2 separate regions of the Homo sapiens genome follow, and region 1 is linked to region 2. Evidence: chromatin loops called from intact Hi-C (ENCODE). Cell type or tissue: PC-3. All regions are shown on one strand. Links, peaks and the distances in the headings refer to the core of each region. The heading gives the core; the rest is flanking DNA. Region 1 overlaps LINC03063 (long intergenic non-protein coding RNA 3063). Region 2 overlaps LOC124905991 (a long non-coding RNA gene).

Region 1 (2,912 bases), core at 269-2,768, 100 kb after region 2:
AGGAGGAATGTGAATAAAGAATAAATAGGGCTGGGTGCATTGGCTCGCACCTGCAATCCCAACACTTTGGGAAGGTGACGTGCAAGTGGGTCATTTGAGCCTGGGAGTTTGAGACTAGTCTGGACAAATGGTGAAACACTGACTCTACAAAAAATACAAAAATTAGCTGGATGTGGTGGCAAGTGCCTGTGGTCCCAGCTACTCTGGATGCTGAGGCAGGGGAATTGCTTGAACCCGGGAGACAGACGTTGCAGTGAGCCGAGATCACGCCATTGCACTCCAGCCTAGTGACAGAGCAAGACTCCGTCCCAAAACAGGGACAACTGATGTCTGGTGAGGAGACATTTTCCTGATGGACTGGGAGCACATCCACTGGACTAATAGATGTATTTGTGCTGGATTTGTGTTCTCTTCCTAACACACTTTGTCTCCCTCTTCTAGGCCCTGCTCTCTGCTAGATTTTCTCTTTCCTTAGTGTCCTCATGGCTATGCTTGGGGTGCCAAGTCCTTGGCTCTCCAGTTGCAATTGCAGTTGCTTTTTTTTTTTTTTTGAGACGGAGTCTTGATCTGTTACTAGGCTGGAGTGCAGTGGTGCAATCTCGGCTCACGACACCCTCGCCTCCCGGGTTCAAGCGATTCTCCTGCCTCAGCCTCCCAAGTAGCTGGGATTACAGGTATGTGCCACCACGCCCAGCTAATTTTTGTATTTTTAGTAGAGACAGGGTTTCAACATGTTGGCCAGGATGGTCTTGATCTCCTGACCTCGTGATCCACCCACCTCGGCCTCCCAGTGGAAATTGCATTTTTAAGAACAACTCTTTTCAGAGGAGCAGTGGATGACGTTGGTGCTCCCAGTCAGACCTCCCAGGATCTTTTTTCTTTTTGAGGTGGAGTCTCCCTCTGTCACCTAGGCTGGTGTGCAGTGGCGCCATCTCAGCTCACTGCAACCTCTGCCTCCTAGGTTCGAGTGATTCTCCTGCCTCAGCCTCCTGAGTAGCTGGGATTACAGGCACGCGCCACCACTCCTGGATGAGTTTTGTATTTTTAGTAGAGGTGGAGTTTCACCATGTTGGTCAGGCTGGTCTCGAACTCCTGACCTCGTGATCCACCTGTCTCGGCCTCCCAAAGTGTTGGGATTACAGACATAAGCCACTGTGCCCGGGTGATCTTTTTTTCTTTACCATTTTCGTGTACACTCATATACCCCTTTGCTGTGCATTTGCTTCTAACTCACGGCTTCTGAAGCTCTTTCGAGAACTGCTTTCAGGTTGCCAGGGCCTGTGCAGAGAGCCCCTCCAGCCACAGCACCTGGGCATTTATTCTCTCCACCCCGCTTGTGGCCTTGATGAATGGCCTACAAGTGAGGTAGGTATGAAAGCCCAGTGCTCTTGCTTTTCTTGCCTCTGGTACAAATTGGAGGCATAACTTACACTCCAGAGGTCCCCTGCAGGATCAGGCCAAGACTACCCTCTGTAGGACTTGCCTGCAACAACACCCTTGTTTGGCTTCCTCCCCTTCCTGCTGTCCTCCCTGACTTAAATTTTTATTTTAGGTTTGGGGGTACATGTGAAAGTTTGTTACATAGATAAATGGGTGTCACAGGGGTTTGTTGTACATACTATTTCATCACTCAGATATTAAGCTCAGTACCCAATAGTTATCTTTTCTGCTCCTCTCCCTCCTCCCACCCTCCCCTCTCAGGTAGACTCCAGTTTCTGTTGTTTCCTTCTTTGTGTTCTTATCATTTAGCTCCTGCTTGTAAGTGAGAACATGCAGTATTTGGTTTTCTGTTCCTGTGTTAGTTTGCTAAGGATGACAGGTTCCAGCTCCATCCATATTCCCACAGAAGACATGATCTTGTTCTTTTTTATGGCTGCATAATATTCCATCGTGTATATGTACCACATTTTCTTTATCCAGTCTGTCATTGATTGGCATTTAGGTTGCTTCCATGTCTTTGCTAGTGTGAAGAGTGCTGCAGTGAACATTTCTGTGCATGTGTCTTTATGGTGGAATGCTTTATATTCTTCTGGGTGTATACTCAGTAATGAGATTCCTGGGTCGAATGGCAGTCCTGAGAAGCAGTCTTAATAAATCACTTGCTCACAAACCCTGAATCCACATCTCAGGTAGCCCAACCTAAAATCACCCTCTATCTCCTGAAGTGGAGGCTTTTAACTCTTTTTAGGTCATAGATACCTTTAAGTATCTGATAAAAGGTCTCAGCAGTTTTCCTCTTTTTTAAAAATAAGTACTGCTAGTCACAGTGGCTCATGCGTGTAATTCTAGCACTTTGGGAGGCTGAGGCAGGAGGATCACTTGAGCCCAGGAGTTTAAGGCTGCAGTGAGCTATGATTGTGCCACTTCACTCCAGCCTGGGCAACACAGTGAGACCCTGTCTCAAAAAACAGCAACAAAAAAGTGAACATGCCTGTAATTGGTTTGCATTTGTTCTACAGTCTTGGAAATATAGGACAAGCCTCATCCTTGATTTTTGCCAATTGTCTCTGACTCAGCCTTCCACCCACCAGGTGGTTGAGAAATCCAAGGAGGGCCTTTCTTATTCTTCCTCACTCTTCACTTGGGATCATACAGGAAACCTGGTCCAGAAATGCTGGGAAGGGCAGCAGGATTTCGTTCCATACTCTCGGGATTTTGTTCTTCATTCAGGGGTACTGCTGATGATGTGTGGTTCTGCTCAGGGATCTGTGCTCAGGCCCTCAGACTGCAGCACTAGCGTTCAGACTCTCCAGGTGCATAGCAGGAAGCACACACTCAACTTAGATGAGGACTTAATACCTCTGCTGTACTCTGTGTGAGCCCCACCACCAGATCTTACATGGACAGCACCTCTCGCCTCAGTCTCTACCCCAGATCTGTTTTCAGGAACCACCCTGTAGTAGCTTCATGAA
Region 2 (2,912 bases), core at 140-2,639:
GGTCCCACTCTGGACTGCCTGGGACGGGAATCATCCCTTTGTCCGGCATATCCACACTGGAGATGCTACCTTCCTGTTAGTCACTTAGCAGCTTTAGATTGAAAAAACATAGTATACATACGGTTCAGTCCTATTTGCTGTTTCACGTCTCCACTGGGGGTCTTGGAACACACGCCCATGGATAAGGGGAGATTACTGTATTAAATCTTTTTAATTTAAATATTTGGTATTATTCTTTCTTCCCTTCCCTTCCTTTCCCTTCCCTTCCTTTCCCTTCCCTTCCTTTCCCTTCCTTTCCCTTCCCTTCCCTTCCCTTCCCTTCTCTTTCCTTCCCTTCTCTTTCCTTCCCTTCCTCTCTTCTCTCTTCCTCTTTCCTTCCCTTCTTTCTTTCTTCTTTCAATGGATAGAATTTTTCTAATAAGAATAGTCCTATTGGACAGATGATACATGATGATATTTGCGGATTGATTTGGTTATGACCTTGGCTTTGAATGCAACCCTGGGCTCCTTTCCAAAGGAAAAGTGGGATACTCTTAGTCCATGGTATGCAGTGGCATAATAATTAAATTATCAACTATGGTCACTTAGGATAAAGTTTCTGTTAAATTTCCTGATAAAGTAAGTTTCTTGGGGCACCAAATGACTACTGCATCTGACTCTTATGTAGAGTTAATGGCTACAAGGACTGTGGCATGAGATGGCTTTTATTTTTGGCTGTACTGGAGGAATAGTAAAAAGAAAATAACAAGTTTGGGGTTTTAAATTCTCAGCTTAAGTGTCAGTCAGAAAGCCAGAGAACTTCTATGGTTACCCTATAAAAGACCATTATATTTCCTGTAGCTGTGGAACAAATATCACTGAAAGCCAAACTCCAAATCTGTGTGGATTGCAGAATTATAATCTAAACTGAAATCACAGACTCACCAAATTGTTATGTGTAAGTTAGAGAACTGATTGGGAAGAAGTGGGACCTTGATATTTGAAATGAGGGCATTCTGAATGGACTCAGAAAAATCCAAAAATTTAGAACTTTGCAAGCATCCCTAAACTTTCCTTGTTAGTAGAACAAGCTCCTTCTTCCATATCTGAGGTTAATCTCTTCCTTGGTTGAAAACTCTTAATTTCATCTTATGCTGTTGTCTTGTGAGAGTGTTTTATTCTCCTACCTCCATCAAGACCCATTCTTCATTGCCTCAAGGCTTGTATGTCAAGTCAGATATCCTCAGGTACAGGAAAGAAATAGTATAGACTCCCAGAGAATTGCATGGTTTACTTAACAGCAAACATCTGAGTAGTATGGAGTATTGTGAGAATAAATTGTAAGTGCATTAGACCAAGGAGAATAGAATATAATATGAGGTCAGCCTGAATTTATTGATATGGGTGCACTTACCAGAGATTCTGGATTTAATGTGTCAGCATAACTAGCTGGAGGTTGTCCTGACAGTGTGGTTAGTTGACTGAAACTTGGGCTAAATGATGGCCTACATTCCGAGGCTGAGATGTCACAACTTCTGTGGCATAATGTAGAGTATGAGTCAACAAATTATGGTCCATGGGTCAAGTCTGTGAGCTAGGAACAGTTTTCATAATTTAAAGAAGAAAGAGGAGAGAAGGAGGAGGAGGAAGAGAAGGAGAAAGGAGACAGAAAGCCTATATGGTCCACAAAGCCTAAAATATATAGTCTTTGGACATTTACAGAAAAAGTTTGAGGACCTTTGGTATAGAGAAAGAAATCCAAAGGTTTGGGGGTGGGTATAAATAATGGAATAGATTTATCCTGTGCAAACTCTCCTTTTCTCTATGTCTTCCAAGTGTGTTTACAGCCATGGCTCAGGCTCATGTGTGCTCAGGCCGAGCATCACTGGGGAGAAGGTGTCTCTTCTCCTGCCTCACTGTTTGCACTGAAGGGAGAATAATGACATTCAGAGAGTCCTCCTTGTCTTATCTCTGTTCCCCTCTGGTACCCCTTGGGAGATGGGGGACATGGAATGTTAAAAAACAAAACAAAACAATGAGGCTTTGAGTAAGAACAGATTATCTGTTGGTTTTTTTCTTTCTTTAATTAAGGTGGTTTCCTGAGAAGCTAAGGGAAGAGAAGACTTAGACATTACTAGAACCCATTCCTCAAGACACTGTATTCAGACAGAGGTAAAGTACCTGTGCATAACTCCACATACCTCCTTAATCGATACTGTGGCTGATAAGGTGATTGCTGATTAGGTGTTTAGCTTTCATAGTGACCACAAATTCTTTTTTGGGGAGAAATTCTTTTCTTTTTCCAGCTTACCTTTTCCAACTCACATGCTTTTAAAAGCAATGTTTGCAGTTTCTGCCACTCCAATGTCAACGAGAATTTATTTTAAAATGTGTATGAACTGGCAGCTTCTCAGAAAAAAAAAACATTGTTTTGGGAATGAAGTCATCTGTTTGGAGAGCAAAGCCTCAAGTATCATGCAAGGGGCGGGAACCCAGTGCCCTCTGCCTGCTCAACCCTTTGGCACACACAGCCATTGTCAAAACCTGTTTCCAGAGCAACTGAATTCTCTGTTGAAATTACTTGGCAGTTGACAAGCTCCTCTCCCTAAGGGTCTGGAGTAACTCCTTTCAAGGGTCTTATTTTAATGTAGCTTGTCCCTGATGGAGACCAAGATCATTGCCAGCTGAAGAATTTACCAGTACTCTCAAGTTGGCTCACCTGATACATTTTTATAGTAGAGATCAAGGTGTGTGTTTGGGATTTGGACTCTAATTGATGTCTTCATCGTCTTAGAAACACGTATGTCCTAAAGTCAAAACAATAGCTGGCTTTTTGGGTTATCTGCAGGATAATATTGTATCTGGGTACACAATGTTGGCAGTCTTTGAGAGGTATTGCTCCCATGCATTCTTCCAAACTGTGTATGGAGTAA

What was found. Peaks named below come from ENCODE experiments on the same cell type or tissue, not always from the same donor. Only the 100,000 strongest peaks of a DNase experiment are listed, where the experiment ranks them.
Region 1: a loop joins it to region 2, with 1.9 times the contacts of the local background. A loop is called at or near these places in 2 of 110 quality-filtered maps.

The regions. Positions count from the first base shown.
Region 1 is chr2:37,574,512-37,577,423 of GRCh38, forward strand. All of the region lies in intron 1 of LINC03063 (long intergenic non-protein coding RNA 3063), which reads left to right. Among named protein-coding and RNA genes, the nearest start is that of LINC03063, 13 kb to the left of the region's middle. In PC-3, for the core only: a CTCF peak has its summit at 1,466; no DNase peak of the experiment used is centred there.
Region 2 is chr2:37,470,718-37,473,629 of GRCh38, forward strand. It overlaps LOC124905991 (a long non-coding RNA gene), which reads left to right. Exons shown (of 3, transcript XR_007086288.1): 3 at 2,071-2,912. Among named protein-coding and RNA genes, the nearest start is that of LINC03063, 90 kb to the right of the region's middle. In PC-3, for the core only: no CTCF peak of the experiment used is centred there; DNase peaks (open chromatin) are centred at 1,494 and 2,474; H3K4me3 peaks cover 672 bases; H3K27ac peaks cover 1,880 bases.